Linked DNA regions of Homo sapiens: region 1 is linked to region 2. A link is a loop called in an ENCODE intact Hi-C map of the cell type or tissue named here. Cell type or tissue: mammary epithelial cell. All regions are shown on one strand. Each heading gives the region's core, and the rest is flanking DNA. Links, peaks and the distances in the headings are about the cores only. Region 1 has its middle 27 kb from the start of HRH4. Region 2 has its middle 26 kb from the start of LINC01915.

What was found. Peaks named below come from ENCODE experiments on the same cell type or tissue, not always from the same donor. Only the 100,000 strongest peaks of a DNase experiment are listed, where the experiment ranks them.
Region 1: it touches region 2 in a loop (6-fold over the local background); 6 of 110 quality-filtered maps call a loop at or near these places.

The regions. Positions count from the first base shown.
Region 1 is chr18:24,481,945-24,494,003 of GRCh38, reverse strand. No RefSeq gene overlaps it. Among named protein-coding and RNA genes, the nearest start is that of HRH4, 27 kb to the right of the region's middle. RefSeq lists an enhancer at 1,614-1,783 and a silencer at 1,964-2,023. In mammary epithelial cell, for the core only: CTCF peaks have their summits at 4,911 (motif pointing right) and 6,163 (motif pointing left); no DNase peak of the experiment used is centred there.
Region 2 is chr18:24,595,717-24,607,775 of GRCh38, reverse strand. No RefSeq gene overlaps it. Among named protein-coding and RNA genes, the nearest start is that of LINC01915, 26 kb to the left of the region's middle. In mammary epithelial cell, for the core only: a CTCF peak has its summit at 7,522; no DNase peak of the experiment used is centred there.

The sequences.
Region 1 (12,059 bases), core at 2,477-10,476, 110 kb after region 2:
ATATGCAACTCTGTGGTGTAGACTTAGGAGACGAATTACTGGTTCATAGAATCAGTATCTATTGAAGGGTTTTAAATACTGCCAACAATTTTCCTAAGTGGTTCAACCAATTTGCACTTTCAGCCAAAGGATCTGGGAGGTTCAGTTGTTTCATACCCTTGCCCCTTCTAGGGGATGGGGAAGAGGTCATATTGACAGAGAAACAGCTTGGGGCAACCTTCAGGGGCAATAAAAATATTCCATATATCAACCTGGTTGGTGGTCATATAGGGGTCACAATTTTTACATAAGTATGTAAAAATTGATCAAGGTACAGGTTTAAGGTTATACACTTGTATGTAGGTTCTGCCTCAATGAGAGATGAGAGAGCAAGAGATTAAAAAGACAACAACCAAATGTAACGGGTGAAACTTGATTGGCTCCTGGTTCAAAACAAAAAACACTTATCAGAGACAGTTTTGAATCACTTGGAGAAGTTTTAATATGGCCTGGATATTAGATGTTATTAGGGAATTCTTTTTCATTATCTTAGGTGTGATCATTGTATTGGGGTTATTTAGGAGAATGTTAGTATTAGGAAATGCATGCTCGGGTATTTAATTAGGGATAAATTGTCATGCTGCCTGTAACTTACTTTCTAATGTTTCAGCAAATGTGTCTGTGTGTGGGCGGGGGGGGGGGGTCTGTGTGTGTGTACACATAAAGATAAAAACAAAACAACAAAACAAATATGGAAAAAAATGTTAACCATTGTTGAATCTAGGTGGTGGATATGAACTTGTTATATTATTTTTTCAACTTTTCTGAATATTTAAAACTTTCCAAAACAAAAATAAAATGTGTTTGGGGGAAGATATAGAGAGTTGAAGTGACCAGCTTAAAATAACAAGGTAACAAGGAGAAGACCCTAAAAGAAAATTCTAGCAATCTTGACCCTCTCTGTGCCATCCTGTACATTGTCGCTTCCCGGTGTTCAAGACTGATTGTTAAATTTGAATATGTTTTTTAAATTTTATTTCCTTCTTCAAAGTGCTTCCAAGAGTCTAACAGGAAAGCACAAAGACACCCCTAGATTTCTCTTATAAATAAACTTGCATTCTGCCTGCAAATCAAACCTCCCCCTGCCCCCATCTCTCGCCTGTTACACAGCTACTTTCAAAATCACTCCACAATCATTTGACCCATGTCCATATTCCCTTTTTCTAATGCAAAAGCTAAATTGAAAGCTAAGCGGCCCTGGCAGCCCACAAAACCCCATGATTTCTGCCCTGAGCGGGAGGGGACCCGGTGAAACGCCGCGCCGCTGTTTCAGGTTCACTGCCCAGCTGCCACGCTCAGCCGAGCTTCTCAGGTGGCTGGGCCACTTTGAAGGTTTACTTTCAATTAAAAAAAAAAATAAGAAAGAAGCCAAATCAGCAGCTGTCAGGGATGCAGGGGAGATTTATTCCGGGTGGTCAAAGGGGAGCGTGGTCCCCAGTAAAGGCCTAAAGTTAGGCAGGAAGGAAATTCAAGCTGGAGAGAGAAATTCCTCCTGGCAAGGTCAGCCGATGCTGGGCTAGTCCTTCTGGGTAAGGCTGCCCGATTCCTATTGCTGGACCTGCTCAAAAGGGAGCCGAGGAGTCGGCTTGCAGACACTTGGAGAGTGGGTTTGGGGAGGGAGACTGTCCAGGGGGAGCTTTGAAAGCAGAGCTTATTAATCAGATGAAACCAGGCCTGAGGGATCCAAACATGACTGATTTTCAAATTGCTTCCTGATTCAAAAGCTGGTGTTGCCCACCTCAAAATGTGATGAGGTGAAGAGGCCAGGTCCCTGGGCAGTTCTGCATGCATCGAGCTTCCATTGAAGTCGGCCTGTGTGAAGAAGCAGAGCAGCTGTGCAGAGCGGAGCTGGAGTGGGGGGCTGTGGTTTTATCACCTTTCATTTCCTGTCTCAGTTCTGATATGGCTTTAGACGTTTCACATGCAAGTGTGAAAACTAGCATGTGCTTTGCAGAAGGAATCAGCCAAGCGCCCCGCTAACCCTGATCAATGCCCTGGTAACTTCTAGAACCAATCAGTCAAGCTACATGCATGGGTTTTAAACTATTCTCATCCCCTCTCCCCTGTTTACAGCCATGTTATTTATCCACGCAATCCCGGAAGTAATTGGAATATAGAAGCTCGAGTGGGTTCTATGCCCTCTCCATTTCCTCTGGACGTACTAATTATCCATGTTATACCCGCTTGCTTCTTACCATGGGTAATAAGGGTTATCACTGACGCTGTTAGTTAAGCTAATAGACATTGCCCAGATATCCCAGACCTCATTAGGTATTTAAGATACCTATATGTTTTTTATATTTTTATATATATTTCAAATACCTATATTTATTTTATATTTGTATGCATTTTAAATACCTAATGAGGTATTTAAAATACATAAATGTATGTAAATATATGTATTTAAATAAATACATATATGTATATATAAAATACATATATGTATATATAAAATACATATATGTATTTAAATAAATAAATATATGTATATATAAAATACATATATGTATTAATATATGTATATATAAATACATATATGTATTAATATATGTATATATAAATACATATATGTAATTTAATATACGTATATATAAATACATATATGTTTTTATATGTATATAAATACATATATGTATTTTAATATACGTATATATAAAAACATATATGTACTTAAATATACATGTATTTAAAATACAGATATATGTATTTAAATATACATGTATTTAAAATACAGATATATGTATTTTAAATATACATGTATTTAAAATACAGATATATGTATTTAAATATACATGTATTTAAAATACAGATATATGTATTTAAAATACAGATATATGTATTTAAATATATATGTATTTAAAATATGTATATATACACATATAGACAGAGATTTAATTTTTTAAAAGCAAACAAAATTACAATGAATTAAGCCCATTTTGTCGGATTTCCAGACGTTGACCTTCTTGTATCTCTCCTGTCATTTCTGACAGTTCCCAAAGAGAGGCCCTTGCACACGTCCATAAACCAGTCTGTCAAAGGAAATCAGCCTGAAGCAGCCACCCTCTTTTGAGTCGTGGCTCTGGTTGTCACTTGCCCTTGTCCACCACGTGGACCTTCTGGGTGGGAAGCCTCAGCGCTTCCAGTGCCCATCTGGAGAATGCAGTGGTTATGCAGGCCTCCAGATGACACGTTTCTTCCATGGGAGCTCCACATTCCATCTGGGTTGTCAAAATGCTGGGTTCCTTGCATCATGGACAAAAATGACTTCCTCTCTGGCTCTGTATCACATTGTGACATCTGGTCACTAAGGCAGCTCTGTTATGCCAAGAGAATCACAAAGTGTCTTTTGAAAGGTTTTATCAACTTTTGTGTTTATAAAATAATTCATAACTTCTGGTCATCATTCCTCTATCCAGAGGAGTTCAAATATAAGCCAGGAAGATAATTACATTATACACTGCTTTCTTTTTCTTCCTCTTTCTTCCCAGCTCCTTTTTCCCCACTTTTATTCCCCGATTTTCTTCTCCAAAATATTTTTCTTTCTCTTTCCCAAGTTACAGAACAAAATCTCATAAGATTTTAGTATACAAAACACATATTGATAGAGATGGAATGAACGTATTAACTCTATTAACACTATCTGGGACTGTCCCTAGTCAGTTGCAATTTTTAATAAATCTAAAAAGCCAAGCTGGGCATGGTGGCTCACGCCGGTAATCCCAGCACTTTGGGAGGCCACTGTGGGTGGATCACCTGAGGTCAGGAATTCGAGACCAGCCTGGCCAACATGGTGAAACCCTGTCTTTACTAAAAATACAAAAATTAGCTGGGCGTGGTGGCACGTGCCTGTAATCCCAGCTACTCAGGAGGCGGAGGCAGGAGAATCACTTGAACCTGGGAGGTGGAGGTTGCATTGAGCCAAGGTCGAACCACTGCACTCCAGCCTGGGTGACAGAGTGAGAGTCTGTCTAAAAAAAGAGAAATAGGCTTATTTTGTGAATTATAAATAATGCCTACATCATGAAATAGATCAATCCTGAAAATTTGACCTTAGAACAATTTTCACCAAAACATACATTATTTCCCCCATTAGCATCTATTATATTATCAAAGACAGAGTTTCATAAAAGCAAAAATTTGAGTGTAACAGATGACCCAATTTAAATAATATAAAATATGTGGGGTAAGATAAAGATTTGATGGGGAAGGGGTACCATATGTCTTTATGTGAAGGAATGGCACAAATGTAAAAGGTTAAGTAGATGTTTTGGTACAACTTATAGAAACAGTAAACGTCACCCCAACATGCACATGCTGCCTCAGTGACCAAGAAGGAAGTCACCCCATGGCTAAAGATAACGACTTAAAATGTGTAATGAGAGGCCGGGCGCAGTGGCTCATGCCTGTAATCCCAACGCTTTGGGAGGCCAAGGTGGGCGGATCACTTGAGCTCAGGAGTTGGAGACCAGACTGGGCAACATGGTGAAGCCCCGTCTCTACAAAACACACACACACACACACACACACATACACACAAATTAGTCAGGCGTGGTGGTACATGCCTGTAGCTTCAGTTGCTCGGGGGGCTGAGATGGGAGAATCACTTGAGCACGGGAGGTGGAGGCTACAATGAGCTGAGATTGTGCCACTGCATTCCAGCCTGGGCAACAGAGCGAGGCCCTGTCTCAAAATAAATAAATAAATAAAATGTGAATTAGATTCATGGAAAATGGTGTAATATGAAATTAGAAACTATTTTTGTAATAAAAATCGTATCACTGTTTATACCCTGATCATTTAATTACAAAAGAAGCTCTGTTGCTTCTTTTGGGGTTGGGCATTAACTGGAACTGAGCTACAATACCAACTATAGCCAGTAGATGGTGCTTTCGTAAAGGAAAAAAAGAATAGAAGTTGAAAATTCTGCTTCTGGGGAGATATTTGAAGTTAGAGATCTTGAATTTACTGGATACTTAACATGTGGTTTTTACTAAGAAATAGACAGCTACTTTGAGAGCTCACTGGGAACTGGGGATGTAAGAGTAGATATAAGAGAAATGCCAACAGAAGAATTGTTTAGGAAAGATGGACATAGGTTTGTGAATGGGTAAGATAAGAAGTACCTTTTTTCAGTGGATTTTGAGGAAGTAAGATTTTTTTAAAGTTGTGGAGGTCCTGGAGTGTGGCTATTTTTAAAAAGCCAAAAGCTTTTAGTTGGGGCACAGTGGCTCATGTCTGTAATCCCAGCACTTTGGGAGGCCAAGGTGGGGTGGATCGCCTGAGGTCAGGAGTTCGAGACCAGCCTGGCCAATATGGTGAAACCCCATCTCTACCAAAAATACAAAAATTAGCCGAGCATGGTGGCGGGCTGTAATCCCAGCTACTCAGGAAGTTGAGGCAGGAGAATCGCTTGAACCTGGGAGGTGGAGGTTGCAGTGAGCCAAGATCATGCCACTGCACTCTAGCCTAGGTGACAGAGCAAGACTTCATCAAAAAAAAAAAAAAAAAGCCGGTAGTTTTTAATATTGTTAGGAAAGATTCAGGAATGACACTAATGACATAGATACAGAAAAAACTTTTCTACTTACCTTATAGTCTCAGGGGATTTTAAGGGATTCTTGAAGAAGTGATTCTGGTTTGTAATGTCACAGGGCAGCGAGGTGTGTGTGTGTGTGTGTGTGTGTGTGTGTGTAATGTGGATAGGAGGTGGATGGGGTGGGTTGTGTGGTGTGTGGAGTGGATATTGGGGGTGGATATGTGTGGGTTGGTGTGGGCCTGTGTCTGTGTGGATGAACAGAAGTGTGTCACGCGTGGAGAGGGCAGGTGTGGGGGTGGATGCAGCGAAGTGCGTGTGTGTGCACGTATGCCCTCATGTGAGCACCTGGGGCAGCCTTACCTTCTAGCAGGGGAGAAGGAGAAGTCATTGTTTTATCATTTTTTAGGGCGTTTATGTAGCCTTAACTGATTTTCTGAGTTTAATTTAATACAAAATATTGAGAAGTGAGTGGGGTGCTGTGATCAGACTGCTTTACATTGTAACACAAAACAACCCTACCCGTGTACTCAGTAGCTGCACAGACAGAACCAGAACAGAGAAAAACTATGTGGAGCTACTGACATCTGGTGGACAACACAGAGACTGCTGACATGGATGGGGGAAAGACCTAACTTCGGGATTTTGTTGATTTAGATTTGCTTTTTAGTTTTGGTCCTGTTTGTTTGGGGTTTGTTTGTTTGTTTGTTTGTTTGTTGTTTTTTCTTTTTTGAGACAGAATCTCTCTCTGTGGTGCAGGCGGGAGTGCAGTGGGGTGATCTCAGCTCACTGCAGCCTCGACCTCCTAGGCTCAAATGATCCTCCCACTTCAGCCTCCTGAGTAGCTGGGACTACAGGTGCTCACCACCACGCACGGCTAATTTTTGTTCACCATGTTGCCCAGGCTGGTCTCCAACTCATGACCTCAAGTGATCCACCCACCTTGGCCTCCCAAAGTGCTGGGATTACAGGCGTGAGCCACCACGCCCAGGCGATTTGTTTTGTTTTGATTTGATTTGATTCAGTTTTTTGTTTGGTCCACTTACCAGTCACCTCTTTCTACATGCTCTGTCTTATTAACTTCCCTATGTGAGAATGGTGTGAACAGAGCCCCCTGAGAGTCGAGAGACAGTGTGGGATGAAGCTTCAGCACCTGGACTCAAGTTTCAGATCCCTGAATTCAAGTTCTGGCTTCAGCACCTGCTGATTGTGCTGCCGGAGGCAAGTCAACTACTCTCTTCATCCATTTGTTTCTAAGGAATGAGGCCATTCATCCCTGTGCTGGTGGAGTAAGTACCGTACCTAAATTTCTGCATTACCATTATCCATGCAAATCCTATTTCAGCCTTCTCCAGTCAAAGCCTTGTCTATACAATGTCCAAGACATCAGCTACACAGCCTTGCTGTGGAAGGACTGGGTTGCCTGAAAAGATACAGGGCCAAGCAGGGCTGCTCTGCAGTGGGGCAGCTGTACAGCACTGCCCTCTCTTGCGTCCCTACAAATAGTACTATAAAAGAAGCAATTAATCAAGCTATGTCACTTCACTGCGGCGCACATTCATGCTCACGTTCCTGTTGACTCCGTGCCAGGCGATCTCTAACTCCTTGAAGGCAAGGGCTCTGCCTACCCCGTCCCCTAGTAACCACTCCATGCTATGAACCTGGCTAGGGGCTATCGTCTCAAAGCATCAGGGATTTTCCTCAGTCTCGAGAATGGGCTAGAAGAATATGGCCTTCAGAACTTCAGATCATCCATGTGACGCTAAATGGAAAAAAAATACAAAATAAGAATTGTACTCACACCAACTTGATTCCAGAAATGAGAGGCCAGGAAACGTAGAACCTGCAACCACCCATCTAACTGGGCCATGACCCAGATGGCCTACATTGGAGGCAAGGAAACAGGAAAGACAGAGTAATAATTTTAAAAACATTTGTTTCCAGTTATCTAAGAAGAAACTGGTAAGTGTCTTCCTATGGAGGAAAAAGCATATCTTTTTTTTTTACATCTTTATCTTGCCTATTGGAAAGTTTCAGTAAGGGTGAATATCAGAAAAATGTTCACAGTTACCCTAAACTTATTTTGCAGGTTGTTTTCTTTTATGATCAACTGTGAAATTTAGTAAGAGAGCAGAGAACAGGCGGTTTGGAAATTTGAAATAAGAGATAAAGCCGACTCCTTCTACTAATCCTTTCACAAGAGCTACTAATCTTTAACCAAATGGGCTGGTTCTCTTTAAGGTCCCCTTTCTTCTTTTATTCCCTCACAGAAGTAGAAGCATGTGAAGAAATGACTATGAACATAAGCAAGGAGAAATGCATTTTTTAAAAAGGCACTATTTAATACAAAGTGCATAAGCAGTCCTTAGGTTGCAGTATATGACTCAAGGTGGAAACTTGAAGAGACTGAATGAGGTAATTCAGGGAAAGATGCTCATAGCTAAGAACAGCCTGTTTTTCCCTGCGATGCCCTTCCTCTTCCATTCTCACAGTACAATTTTACTCTCTTGGGTGCCTCTATCCTACTATTGTTATGTTGTGTAGTTTACGATATTTCAAAATCAATTATCTTTACCACTAAATCATTTCTCAATGAATATTGAGAAATAGTCATGACCTTAAAAAAAAGTTGGTTCTCTTGCATGATAATGTTCAGTAGCTTCTGTCTTAGCTATCACACAAGAATAAGCAATGTAAATATCTGCTTCTCTTTTCTACTCAACTTTCGGAGGCTGTTTAATACACACCAGGGTAACTGCTTGACATGTCAGTTAGCTATTGCTGAATAGCAAACACTCCCAGAATGTAGTCTTATCATTGCTCAGGAGTCTCTGGGTCAGCTGGGTGATTCTTCTTGTCTAGGCCATGCTAGGCTTCCTTCAGCTGATCTCATTTTGCCTGGGATTGCCCACGCATCTTCAATCAGCTGCTGAGTTAGCCTGAGTGAGGCTGGCTGGTCTTAGATGGCCTCACCTAAGACACCTTGATTCTGCTCCACGTGGTCTCTCATCCTCCAGGAGTCTAGCCTGGGACATGTTCACCTGGCAGCTGGGAAAACTGCCAAGAGATAGAACAGATGGGCACAGGCTTCTTGAGGCTAGGCTTGGAACTGGCAAGGTGTCATTTTCACTGCCTGTTGACAGCAGTCTGTTGGCCAAAGCAAGTCACTCTTGATGGAAGAAGCTACGAAGTCAGAATGCAAAGGGTGGGGATACAGTCATAGTGCAAAGGCTGTGGAAGGTCTGCACATTGTGGAAGGTCTGCACAATGTGTACAAGGAAGACAATCAGATCTTCACGACAGCTCCAATTTTTGAATAACCCTCAGAGTAGACATTTATTATCTCTACCTCCTCTTTTGTTTTTTCTTTCTCACTCTGTCACACAGGCTGGAGTGCACTGGTGCAATCATGGCTCACTGCAGCCTAAGACCTCCCAGGCTCAAGCAGTCCTCTCATCTCAGCCTCCCGAGTAGCTGGGATCACAGGCACACACCACCAGGCCCAGCTAATTTGTTTGCAGAGATGGGGTTCTGCTATATTGCCCAGACTGTCTACCTTCTTCTTCTGGTAACCGTACACCCCTTCATTTGAGGAAATTGTTCCTCCCTCTTCTGCTCACCTGGTTTGAAAAGAGCAGATCCTACTTCCCTGCCAGGAAGAGGAACTGACATAGGTGGGCAGTCCTGGCATCCACCCTCCCCTCTAGAGACTGGTTCAGTGACATGCACAAGATACCAGCTGGGCACTCTATTGATTTTTTCCAGCATTTTTTTCTCAGTGTTACTAGGAGAGACCCTTTTTCTATCCGATTAAGAGGAACACAGGCATCCATCGTTCCAGCCCTGTGCAGAAGGCAGTCTGAGAAAATGAAGTTGTTGGAATCTCTGGCTTTGGCCTTCCCTGGGGTCAGCTCCCACCACTGTCTTTATGTACTTTGGTTGTAAAAGCCAATTAGCTCACTTTTGCCCAGGTGGTTCAAATTGTGTTTCTATCATTTGTATCCAAGAGAATCCTAATTGATGAACCCCCGAGAACATAAAATTTCCAACAGAAAAGGCAATGTTTGTACTTTCCGGGGTACTCACTAAAATAATTTCATGAATCACTTTCTTTTTACTTGTAGAGTAGGGGTTGCAATCTGGATGTCAAAAGGGAGAAACCGGCACATGAAAAGGCCTAAATGAGGAAAGTGGAACCCTGGGGGCTGACGGGTGTCTCTGTCCACTACCGGATTCAGCAAATTGTTTTCTTGAGAGAATGTGGGCCCAATATCACTGAATCTTTCAATTTTTTTCAGGCAAAAAAAGAAAAAAAAAAGCTAAAATCCCAATTTTAAGGAGAAATTTTCCCATTTATAATTCATGACAACAAATTCAACTCATCGTATTGACCAGATGCATCCATGAACTCTTGGAACCTCTGTTATGAAATGTAGAGCGAACTCACCGAATTCAGAGCTGAGCCACTGCTCCACACCTTCTTGGAGTTCCTCATTCCTCCCTCACCTCCATCAACAACACAAAAAAATGTTAGACACTTCGTAAGCATTGCTAACAGGAACAGAGAAAACTTCACTGGCACAAGGGTGCTAGGTTTCGCAGCCAAGTCACTCAGCATACCCACCTAATGGAACATGATTTGAATTTGTGCCTTAAGAAAAATACAAATTACTAGCTGGGGGCAGTGGCTCACACCTGTAATCCCAGCACTATGGGAGGCTGAGGCAGGTGGATCGCTTGAGGCCAGGAGTTCAAGACCAGACTGGCCAACATAGGGAAACCCCATCTCTACTAAAAATACAAAAATTACCTGGGCATGGTGGCTCACACCTGTAGCCCTAGCTACTTGGGAGGGTGAGGCAGGAGAATGGTTTGAACCCGAGAGGCAGAGGCTACAGTGAGCTGAGATTGTGCCACTGCACTCCAGCCTGGGCGACAGAGTGAAACTCTGTCTCAAAAAAAAAGAAAAGAAAAGAAAAAGAAAACTACAAATTACAATATGTAATGGAGTGGTAGGCTGCTTATGGTACAGTTGAAACTGTAGGTGTGAATCCCTAAAGGCCAAAGTTCTACATTATTATGCTTAAACACACGATGCATTTGCCAGTTATTTCTCTGTTGTCTATAAGCTTCAAGCCCACCTTTTCAGATACCACACCATAAGGCTGGAGCTAGGAGTCACACCTACTTCTCAGACTCTCTCATCAACTGGTTCTCAGTTAGCTTCCACCAATGGAAAACACGGGCAAGAAATAGGAAGATGGGAGGTACTGAGAAGAAACTCACTTAGCACTTCTAGCGTGAGTTGACATCTCTCCAGCAGCAGTGCACAACAAGCCTCCTACTTCAATGTACCCCATCCGAGGGACCAGCTGCAGCCGCCACGGCTGTCCCTCAACCCCATGTGGCAGTCTGAGCACCAGCTGGCCCCATCCCTTGGGATGCCCAAGCCCTAACCACAAAGCATCACAAATCAATCAGAAATCCAAGCATCAGTCCTCCAGATACTTCTCCAAGATCCTAGATTTTGATAACATCACTTCTCCCCTTATATTCTCTCAATACCTAAGATGTTAGCTCTTTTCTCAAAGTATTAATCTCTGGGTTAACCAATTCCCCGCATTAAATTTCTTCTGCTTGAAATAATTAACATGGTTTCTCTTTTCTTCATTCAACTTTGACTGATAGCAATTATTAGAATAAAAATTTTCTTTGTATTCTAGAAATTCTTTTTCTGAAATCATAATGTGAAAAAAGGTTTCTTCAAATACCAAGATCTTTACTACAGGAAAATTGTTACTGAAAAGCCACAAAAATAGTTCTGTAAAATCCCAATTAGGGCCGGATGTGGTGGCTCATGCTTGTAATCCCAGCACTTTGGGAGGCCGAGGTGGGCAGATCACCTGAGGTCAGGAGTTCAAGACCAGCCTGGCCAACATGGTGAAACCCTGTCTCTACTAAAATACAAAAATTAGCTGGGGCTTGTTGGCAGGCACCTATAATCCCAGCTACCCAGCTACTCAGGAGGCTGAGGCAAGAGAATCACTTGAACCCAGGAGGCAGAGGCTGCAGTGAGCCTAGATTGCACCACTGCACTCCAACCTAGGCAACAGAGTGAGACTCCATCTCAAAAAAAAAAAATTGCTATTAGGATACTTCAGCTACTTATGACGAAAGCTTCATGACCCATAAAAACACTTAACCAGCTGGGCTCGGTGGCTCACGCCTATAATCCCACCACTTTGGGAGGCCGAGGCTGGCAGATCACCTGAGGTCAGAAGTTCAAGATCAGCCTGACCAACATGGCAAAACCCCATCTCTACCAAAAATACAAAAATTAGCTGGGCGTGGTGGTGGGCACCTGTAATCCCAGCTACTCGGCAGGCTGAGGCAGGAGAATCGCTTGAACCTGGGAGGCAGAGTTTGCAGTGAGCCAGGATCACGCTGTTGCACTCCATCCTGGGAAACAGAGCAAGACTCCATCTCA
Region 2 (12,059 bases), core at 2,824-10,823:
GTGAATTTTATTTTCTTTTTAGTGCTATTATGCACTCATCTGTGTTAGTTTTGATGTCAGGAAGAACGATTAAGAGTCAAAGAAATTATCACACCCTAGGCAAACAGCAGTAGTTATGGCATAGCTGGTGCCCAGCCTCTCATCTCTGGATGACAGCTGGGGTCTGAGTCAGCTGACATTCCACTTGTCTTGGTGCCTGGCACAGGAATTAGGAGGTCCAAGACTCACCTGAAAGATGCCGGTGCCCATAACAGGGATGATAATGCCGGCAGGATGGTGGTGTTTGGGAAGGAGGAGAGGACTATGACAGAGGAGGAAAGACTTGGCAGCAGAACCCAGCCACATTTTGTGTTTGGGGACAATGCCGAGACATGTGTATTTTACCATAGCAGAGACTGACCAAACTGCTCTAAATGTTAAGCAAAAGTCAGGGAATGAGGAGTGTTTCCACATTTTTATCTAGTACTTCTCCGGAATTTGCTTTTATTACTCTTTGTAAAAATCGTACATGTCAAAACTAGCAGGTGTTTGCATCCTGCAATTTTTAATTTCTAAGGGGCCTTAGAAGCTATACAGTTCTACTTCCTCCCTTTACAGATGGCAAACATGGGCCTCAGAGAGGAGAAGGGCCAGAGCCAGGATTCCATAGAGTCAGGTTCTGCAGAGAAGCAGCACCAAGACAATGTGCATGTATATATATACACCTCTCTCTCTCTTTCTCTCTCTATTTACATATAAAGAGATTCATTTTAAGGAATTGGCTCATGTGATTATGAAGGCTGGCAAGTCCAAAATCTTCAGGGTGGGCTGGCAGGCTGGAGACCCAGGGAAGAGTTGATGCTGTAGTTCAAGCTCGAAGGACATCAGGCTGAAGACCCAGAAAAAAGCCAATGCTATAGCTCAAGCCCGAACGCTGTCTACTGGCAGAATTCCTTCTTACTGGGAGGAGGGTCAGTCTTCTGTTCTATTCAAGCCTTCAACTCGTAGCATGAGGTCAACCCCGTTAGGAAGGCCAGCCTTCTTTACTCAAAGTCTACCAATCTTAATGTTAATCTCATCCCAAAACACCCTCACACAAATATCCCGAATAATGTTTGACCACACATCTGGGCACTATGGCCCAGCCAAGGGGACACATAAGATTTGAAGTGGAAATGGAATTGAAACCCAAACTTCCTGACTTTCACAAAAATCTGTCCACTTGGTCATGTGATCCCAGTAAGACTCATGCCATTGAAACAATAAATGCTGGAGTCTTAAAGTTTTCAAGGAAGAAGCATGGGGGAGTGAAATGTTATACTTAACAAATGTATTTATATGCTTTAAGTTATTTTCCCCAGCAATATGTCTACATAGACACACTTCAAACCAATGAAGAAAAATAACATAATTTAGAGAGACCAAATTCAAGACCCCAAGTTCTATGTAACCCCCAAGCATCCCAATCCTACCATAAAATAACATTAATGAAATATTTGTCAAGCCATTTGACAGCCATGGATATTAGATGCAGAATATTATGAAATACGAAACATTAAGAGGCACATGCACCAAACATAAGCTCGTGTCAAGTTCCTCAGCTAGTTCTCTTCATGAATCCTGAATGTTGGATGTGATTCCTCATTAGAGAAGAAGCACTGTAATGTCTACATCTTCCACTTCTCTCATGCCTCAATTTTAGCACTTTGAATTCTACCTCCTACAGTCTTTTTTTCTCCATTAAAGGAAAAAGAGAGAATGTAAGCTTTGCACTTAACACCTCACTGAGAAGCCTATATTAGAGAAAAAGACATTCCCACCTTTACTGCTCTGATCTACTGGAAGAATGTTTTCTTAGCTAAAGAGGTAACACTACAACTATTTAAAATTCCCACCAGATTTCTGCAGTAACATCATTACCATAGAAAACTAACTTGAGTTTCAGTTTCACCTTTTTTCACAATTTAGGTAATCCATTTGAAAATCCTAAATGCATTGGGAAATATTTGGAGGTTGCAGCTTTTGGTTAGAATCTAAATAGTTATAAGAATAAACAAGCAATTTTACTCTGTTCATCTCACAGACATCATCAAGTAGAAGCAATTGCTGAAATGGACTGACCAATAGCTACACAAGGAATCATATTACTTTAGTTCTAGCTTTGTAACAGCCAAAATAATGAGACCTCAGGCTATAAAACATCAATCTATCCTGTCCTTAGGACAATGATCTTGAATAGGCAATATATTAGTCATTTTAGACTGCCATGACAAAAACCATAGACTAGGAAGCTCAAACATTTATTTTTTCACATTCTGGAGGCTAGAAGTCCAAGATCAAGGTGCCGGCAAAGCTGGTTTCTGGTGCAGCCTCTTTTCTTTGCAGATAGCTGCCTTCTTACTGTGTGTTCACATGGTCTTGTCCTCTGTGCACTTGTGGAGAGAGAAAGAGGGAGAGAGCTCCATGGTTTCTTCCTCTTCTTCTATCAGGACACCAGTCCTATCGAATTAGTGCCCCACCCTTATAACCTGATTTAACCTAATTACCTCCTTAAAGGCCCTATCTCCAATTGTAATCACATTGGGGGTTAGGGCTTCATCATATAAATTGAGGGACACAATTCGGTCCATAACAGGCAATATTAACCTACTTAAAATGTATCTTTCTACTATTTAAACTTTGTATGGGGGTACTTTCTCTTCCTTCCTCTTCTCCTCCTTTTCATTTTCATTCTTCTTGTTTTGTTTCCCTGTTCTTTGCCATTCTAAATAAGCCTTGTAAGGAGTTAGAAAATGTTTTTCTTTTTTTTCTACTTTAAAAAAATGTATTACATGTTTGAGATTCTTTCTTTAATGAAAAGGGAATGATTCATAATTAATTCAAAAGAATCCAAAACATATTTTTGAAATAGTCCCAATAATTCATTTGCTCTGACCAGATCCAACTCGACATGGCAATAAAAACACAAGTGGGAGGCCAGGCGCAGTGGCTCACACCTGTAACCCCAGCACTTTGGGAGGCCCAGGCGGGTGGATCACCTGAGGTCAGAAGTTCAAGACCAGCCTGACCAACATGGAGAAACCCTGTCTCTACTAAAAATACAAAATTAGCCGGGCCTGGTGGCACATGCCTGTAATCCCAGCTCCTCGGGAGGCTGAGGCAGGAGAATCACTTGAACCCGGGAGGCAGAGGTTGCAGTGAGCCGAGATTGCGACATTGCACTCCAGCCTGGGTAGCAAGAGCGAAACTCCATCTCAAAAAAAGAACAACAACAACAAAAAAATACACAAGTGGGAACACATCAGGCCTGATTTCAGGAGAGTTACTTCTTATGTAAATTAACAAAAATTCAGCTATATCAACTTGGAAGTGGGGGAGTCATACTTCTCTAGACCATATAGTTCCTAAACACAAGCCATTCAGCGAATCTGGTATTCAACCAAAGAAATGGCAAAATGTTCTGATAGGGGAGGAAAATTTGACCACGGATGAACTTACCCACAGGCAGCATGAGATACACTAATTCATCTGTGCTTTATTTGACAGACAACTTTAATCTCCAAGAAAGGGTATTTTTGACTCTGTAGTTTTTTGTCTAATGATCTGTCTTTAAAAACTACCTTCAAACTAAGACTCAATTTAAAATGTATCATGACAAAGTTTAGGGAAGAAAGTGAGAGAACAACTGGCTGGCCCCAAAAAGATGAATGAAATTTATGTAAGTGGGCTGGGCACAGTGGCTCATGCCTATAATCCCAGCACTTTGGGAGGCCAAGCCAGGCGGATCACTTGAGGTCTGGAGTTCAAGCCCATCCTGGCCAACATAGTGAAACCCTGTTTCTACTGAAAATACAAAAATTAGCCGGGTGTGGTGGTGGGTGCCTTTAATCCCAGCTACTCGGGAGGCTGAGGCAGGAGAATCTCTTGAACCTAGTAGGCGGAGGTTGCAGTGAGCTGAGCTCACGCCACTGCACTCTAGCCTGGGTGACAGAGTGAGACTCCATCTCAAAAAAATAAAATAAAATAAAATAAAATAACTTACCGAAGTGGATGGAAGAAGAGACAGCATTCAGGAGGGAACAGTATAAGCAAAGACATAGAAGCAAGATTGCAGCTTCTATGTCTTGGGCAGGGCTTCTCAAACTGATGTGTGCAGGAATGACCTGGGAAATGCAGATTCTCCTTCCCCCCACAGCTGGATGACTCCTGAGTTTCTGCATGTTAGTAAGCCCCTAGGTAGGACTGATGCTGCTGTCTGAAAACCTCACTTTGATTACAAAGCACCTAGAAGGAGATCAACTGAAAAGATGTCTGTAGGGAGGTGGCAAGATAAAAGGCAGGGTCCTTTGTGAAGGTCAGGTTAAATAGGGCTTGGAAAACCGACTGAGGAGTTGGACTTGTGATAAGTTATTACTCTTGAAATGATCAGGCAGTGAAGCAACACTAAGTGTTGGCAGGCAAGTGTTAGGAATCTTGACTAGCAGAGCCATGCAGGGACCAAGCCGGGGAAAGAACATTTTGAGTTAATTAACACAGAAGGTTGGAAAAATTTGCGTCTGAAGGAGAAAAATTCCACTACAGAGGGCAAATATTTAGAGAGGTAAAAGCAGTAGAAGCAGCCCACTTAATGAGATTTCATTGTAACTTTATGTTTGAAGGCCCTAAAATAGGTGGTAATCTATGTCTTAATAAATGTCTCTGTACAATTATAATAATCTCTGTCTTAAGTTTGAAAAAACATTGTATTTATATATCAGAAATATTAAATTGCTACTCCAGAAAGCACTTCAAAGAAACACACCATAATGGGCAAATATTTATGCACCAGCCTAATATTAAAACCCAAAATCTCTCCTAAGGAAAAGACAACATTTACAAAATTAACTATAATGGCAGAGAAAGTTCATGGTACAGATAGACTTTTTATCCAGTGTTCTACGGCAAGTACAACATAGGTAGGAAGAAAAAGGACAAAATTGAAATGCAGATTTTGTCATGATTTTGCCACCAATCACTTGGCAGAACTGCTTTTTAAAAGCTGATCAGTACTTCAAGATGCATTGTTTGAACCCAGCTCTAGATAAAGATAAACATTCATGCTTCCAGGGACTAGAATCACAAGAGTGACTAGCAAAGTTCATAGGAGCAGAAAGGCCCTGGTGCCAATTAAAAACCATACATCCCATCACAGCAAGGAGGGGAGCTATTGAATAATTGAATATTCTCAAGCCATTCCAAAGGAGAATAAACAGATGATGGCCTGATCCCGCAGAGACTGGATGGAGCTGTGTGCATTAGGCTGCGCTATATTCTCTTCATTCTTTGATTAATTATCCAGCTGTGCAACTGTCATTAACAAGGATATCTCTGAATCATGTGGCTCCGACAGTAACCAAATCTGGCTGTTCCTTTCATTTTTTTTTTTTTCCACATGGGTAAGCACCTTGCTGTTTGGAAGAGAGTTGCATGGTATGTCACTTGCAACAGGCAAATTCTCCTTTCACCACAGACAACAATGGTCTCATTCTTTAAATGGTCTTCCAGGTACTGCCGATAGGCTAGTCACAGAGTTATACCCAGTGAATGAGAGAAATATGCCCTCCTGTAAGTTGATCTTCCACTGGAAGAGGTTGGGAACCACCAGGCTTAAAATGAGAATGACTGTCATTTTTAAATTATATTTGCTGGCTTATTTTATTTATTTATTTGTGCTAGAAAACACCACCCACATCCCATCATTCCAAAAGGGGCTTGAACAGGTCAGGCTCAGTATGGCATTTCTCCAAAGGCTGTTTTGATCTGCAAGGTACTGAGGACTTAAGCCAAAGAAAATCATTTGAAATTGTAGAAATTCCATCTTTTCCAACCAATCATTGGAGGAAATAAGACCTGGGAGTGGGGGATGGTAGGAAGGCTCCTGGAATAATGCTATGTCAGTAGCTGCCTATGCTACCTGCTCTTGGTAGCTATGACCAAGGTGACCACGTGATCCTGAGTGAGTCACTTAATCTTTCTGTACCCAAGTCTATCCACTGATTAAATCTGGATAATAATGCATATTTTCCACATTTCCAGGGAGGCAGCACAATAATAGGGAAGAGACAGCATGTTCATTAATATTCCATCTGTTCCCTACATTTCCCAGCCCTCTTGCAGTTAACCAGGACCATATGACTGGTTTTAGCCAGTGAAATGTGAGCAGAGTGACATGAGTCAATTTTGGGCAAAGGCAATACAACTTTCACGCATCATTTTCTCTTCTGCTTATGTTCCATAGTGTGCAACTATAAGACAGTAGCCCTTCAGCTTGGGTCCCTGAGTCAATGTGTGGAACCAAGACCCTTGTTGGTTTAGCTTGTAAATATACCATGAGCCAGAACTAAACCTTTGTTTGGTAGAGACCCCCTTCTCATCTCTACCAGGTGAAATACTATTCATCCTTCAAAGCCAAACTCAAATGCCACTTCCTCCATAAAACCTCCCCAGATATGAATTTCCATTGCACTTTGAACCTCTATATTTAACACTTGCCTTATTTTGCCTAATATTACTGCAAGTCTAAAAAAGCATATCTCAGGCTCTGTGGCCAAATGTACTGAGATTGGATTCTCAGCCCCCGCATACACAAGCTGTTTAACCTTAGACAAATTATTGATCCTTCCTAAATCTCAGTCTTCCCACCTGTAAAATGAAGTTAACAAGAGATATCATGAGGTTTAAGTGAGATAACATGTTAAAAACTTGGTAGAGGGTCTGACATGCAATAAAGATTCATTCTGTTATTTTTGTGAATTTGTCTTCAATCTTACAAGACTGTAAGAGTCTTGTATATGGAAATGATATGTTCACCTACTTTCTGTCTTTTACAATACCTAGAATATGATCTTACACATAACAGGTATGCAGTAAATGTTTGAGAAATGAATGAACTAAAACTAACAAAATAAATCCATGAAATGATAAAAGAAACAAAAATTCTCTGAGAAATAAAAAGTAAGTAAGAGAGAAAGAAAAGCAAAAGGAGAGAAAAAGTTTTTAAAAGCAGGCGATAGACTAACATTAAGTAAATCATGTTGATTTGAGGAATGTAGGTGGATGTAATCTATGCATATTGGTGATCATTTTTTGAGAGGGTCTCAGGTGCAGAAAATGAAGTAATTCTAACCCTCTGTTCACAACACGTGTCATTTGTATTCTTCTGAATTTTATAATGTTTCAATGAAACATTTATATTTTAAAACTCCTCAAGTTTTAAATATATAAGATATTTAGACATAATGGCACTCTAAATTCTTCAGAAGAAATTATCAGGTAACATCAAGACCGTTTTGATATTGCTGAGTAAAGGAAAAACAATAATAAATAAAAATTTAAAAGGAGGCTTTGGTATATAAGTCAGCTGTTTTTACGTTTAAAAATGCCTTTTATGTGTATAAAAGTGTTTCTCTTATTGGAATAACATTTTTCCATCTTCCTGAAACTTCCTTTATAAACTAATCCTCACAAAAGAGTTTTCGTATATATTTAAGCAACAGCGACATCATGTGGTCTCTCTGGTAGACCCTTGGTAGACAAAACTCATTTGGTAGTCATTCATTTAGTAGTCTGCTCGCCCAGATGAATTCCCCAGGGAGATACTGAAAACTTGAGTGCCACCTTCCCATTGGAATAAATTCATTCAAAAAAAATCCAGTGGATCAATGGTGGATTCCATGCTTAGAATATGTATCCCTACACAATCTTATCTAAAGGATAATCGTGTCTCCGCTAAGCTCTTAAATCACCAAACATAGCCTATTTGGAGACTAAGGTAGTCACACAGAAGCCTAATCAACTTGTCATTTGACAAAACATCTTCAAATATACTAGGGATGAATGTGTTCTATAAGTCTGGTTCAGTAATCACAACACATACACAGTGTATGCATGGGCTTTTCCCACTATTGTCCATAAGCACCCCAGGACCAAGTCAAAACCCCTTGTTGTACACTTCTGTGACCTCTTGTAATTCCTCTCATAGAATGTATCACACCCACCTGATTGCCAATGCAAGACTCCTTCACTAGGCTAAATGCTCCATGATAGCAGAAGACTTTTGCTCACCTTCATTTCTGCAGTCTCTGCCTCTCACTAGTTGATGCCCGTCTATTCATTCAACAGATATTTATTGAGCACCTATTGTGCACCCTGCATGGTTGTCAGTGGTGCAGACTTTTCAGTGAACAAAACAAAGTCCTTTCTTTCATGAGGCTTACATTCTAGTTGGAGCCATTAGGTAGTAAACCCCCAAGCTGGAAGCTGGGAGTAAATGCTATGGAGACTAAGGAGTCCTGAGGGTTAGGACACCACTTTATGTTGGGTGCAAAGGGAGAGCAGAGACCTAAAGAAAGTGGGGGAGCCAGTTGTGTAGTTAGTAGAAGATGTCTAGAAAAGGGCATGGAACTCAAGGGAAGAGGGGAAAGGAGGAAGAACATAGGTGTCACTGGACACGGGGGAAAACTAGACAAAGAGTATCACTAACTAGCAGTGCAAACTCAGGCTTTCCTTCCCTTTCCCAAACCTCATTTTCTTCACGCTTCAGATTAAATAATTGCTAAAGTCCTAGCCAATTTTAAGATTATCATGAAAATTCAGAAGTTGTAACCTTTGATGGCACTTGGTGTGTATGTATGTGTGTGGACAGGCACATGTGTGGGGTTAATTTCCAAAGCAATTGCAGACATTTCTATTTCTTCCAGAGTGATTAGACAAAAATTACTATGTGCTCATTTAAAAGAAATTGATCTAGATTCTGTGTGTTTAGAGGTTGGTTGGTCTCACACTAAGATATACATTAAATGAGATGTGTCATATTTGCCCAAACACAGTAATCGCTAATTTGGTCATGCACTGCAGTTTGGTTATAAAAATCATTCAGGTGGAGGTGAGGTGAAAAGTTAGCTACAAGATATCAGCAACTGTTAAGTACATGACATTTCACCATGAAATGAGCTCCCAGTCTGATAATTCCCTAGTTTTAATTGTATTAGTGAGGCTTAGGTCTAAGGATTACTGGTATTACAATGACAGATGCAAACAATACAATCACAGAGAGAGTTTAGAAACTAAATGAGTTCTAGGTTTAAGATGGTAATGTGTTTGGTAATATGTTTCTCCAGCTTCCATCAACATTCTCACATGTAGAGCCAGCTACAGAAGACAGAATGGATTATATTGAAGAGCATCAAGGAGTTCATCATCAAGATTTTAGGAATCAGTAAATATCTGCTCAGAAATATCTTCTTCAGTGGACCATCATTTTGCTTTAAATATCACCAGCAGAGATTCGTTCTTTGGGCTAAGTTACTATTTCTAGAAAAACAAATGCAAAGATACAAAGATATGTCCAGAAAGAGCTACCTATTCTTTTTTTTTTTTTTTTTTTTAAGATGGAGTCTCACTCTGTTGCCCAGGCTGGAGTGCAGTGGGCTGATCTCGGCTCACTGCAACCTCCACTTCCCAAGTTCAAGTGATTCTCCTGCCTCAGCCTCCCAAGGAGGTGGCACTACCGGTGTATACCACCATACCCGGTTAATTTTTGTATTTTTAGTAGAGATGGGGTTTCACTGTGTTGGCCAGGCTGGTCTCAAACTCCTGACCTCAATTGATCCACCTGCCTCAGCCTCCCAAAGTGCTGGGATTACAGGTTGAGCCATTGCACCCAGCCCCATTCCACTTTTAATTGTCACAAATGCCTTAGGAAAACTAATCAAGATTGGGGAGAGGTATGATGAACAAGCCTTGGACACAGCTATGAACACAGGACGAGAGGTCAAGGTCATGAAGCAATGCTGTAGGCAGATCAAGCTAAGAAAAAGTGAGTCCCATTTGATGAGTTTCTGCTGCGTATGCCAGTTTCTATGACTAGACTACCAATGTGACGTAGACCCCATTGCTGCCGTTTTTACAGATGAGGCAACTGAAGCTTACCTGAGGTCTCCCAGTTGGTTGCAGAGCCAGGGTTCCATCCCAAACCCACAGACACCCCATTGTGTCAGGCTGCTTCTCTGCACTAGGGGCATTGGATACCCCAACGCCAAAGAAGTGGAAATATTGAAAAGGAAGAGGAGGGCAGTGATGGGGGCTATAAGAAAATGAAAAATGATCAATTTGCCATTGTGTCCTGAATCAGCCCTGTTCCCTCCTGGAGCAGTAGAGAGTTTCAGGTACCGGGGGCAGCAGGTGCCTCTGTGGCAGGCATGGGTTGCGTTGACTGGGATGACTTGCAGCACATTCTGATGCAGTGCTGTTGGCCCTTTAGCAGTTGACTCCTGTTGAACAGAAGAGGCTGAACAGTGTTGTAAACAAAGGACATCTTCAACTATCAGCCTCATCTCTTCCGGACTGTGAAGTCTTGGGCAAGCCATTTACTCTCTCAAGGCCTCAGTTTCTTCCTCTGTAAAATGGGGATAAGAACACCTCCCTAGGAGGGTTTTATGAAGACAAAATTCTATCAAACCTAGCTCAGTGCCAGGCACATAACACATGTATCAATACATGTGATCCCATCCTTTTTTCCTAGAGAAGAACAAGTAAATTAAGGAAACCTGAGTTTATTATACCCAACCCACTCTCCTTGTCCCATGAGATGTACCTGCTCCCACCCCGAAGTTCCACAGTGGCAGAAGATATGCTGAATGTCTCATTTCCCAGAGCTGTCACTCTGTAGATCGACACTTGTTTATACAATTCCCCAACCAGGCCCAGCTGAAAGTGGGGCTCCTTCTCAAATATGGCATTCATGCCACCCCCAGAGAACACCAGAGTACATCCTGGCACAAGGTGGGTTAAGGTTCTATGGTCCTTTTGAACTCATACTAGATTGAGAGTAGGGTTCAGGGGAAAGTTGAAGAGCTGAGAATCTAGAAGGCAAACCGTCCCTAATTGATTAGAGCCAAGAAGTAGTAGAATGTCCTTGTAATATTGACACCTGGGACAAAGGCATCATTTTATTTCCCACATCAGTGAGGAAAGGGTCAAGGATGCTTGAATTGGGAGAAGGAAAACAGGCTAGAAGACAGCTCTGCTCCTGACCCTTTTCCCCATTCTCTTCCCACTCCTTTTGGGTCTGTTGAGTGTTTAGTACACAGTAGGCACACAATAAATATTTGATTGATGAAATAATGGGTTACAAATAAATCAACTATTGGGTAGATGGACAGACAGATGAATTGATGAGCAGATGGATGGATAGAGGTTTATCTACATGGTTACTGTCTACCAACTTTGAAACAGGTTATTTTTTAATTGAGCTACATTCATGAGCAAAGTGATTTGTTGCAGTGCTATGCCTTTGTTTGCTAATATTTGGTACACCGGTAAAAGGACAGAGGCCAACACTCAAGTTAATTATTCTTATACCCTAATATGCTCTGAGTCTCCTAGCCTGACAGGATAACATAGCCATGTCAAAAGATAGTATCCCAAAGAGAAATAAGGTTCCACTGGTATTACTACAATGCCCCTGAAAGAAGAAGTAGAATTTATTTCTTAAAGTTAGAGATGGGTACACAGGTGTCATTTGCTTTATTGCTCTTTAAATTGTCCGTACGTGATTTATATACTCTTATGTCTGTAGATTTCCAAATGGTATTAATATAAATCTTTTTAATGAAAGAAAGGCAAGGAGAGAGTTAACAGCCACCTTGAGCCTCTGCAGAAAAGAATAAATCTTTAACCTAAGGCCTCACGCCTTCACGGTGGTGGGCAGCTCCGTAGATGGCAGAAGCACAGTGTGGTGCCCAGACGAACAAGTAGACAATGAAAGAAAGAGATCCTGTGATCTTTCCATCCTTGGATAGTCTTGAATTCCACACAGCTGTTTCTGGACAAAGGGACATTCTGGAACTGGAGTCTTCTCCCTCAGGATTGATCTTCGTGTCCTTTATTACCCGAGAGTGGCGGGACTTTGGTGCCAATGATGAAAGCCGATTCACAGGCTGCAGTGGACATAAAGGCTCTTTGTGATTTCCAAGGGTGTAAGGAGGCAGGCACCGGGCACTCTCGCAACCCCACTCAGATCTCAAGGACGCTGTGGCGCT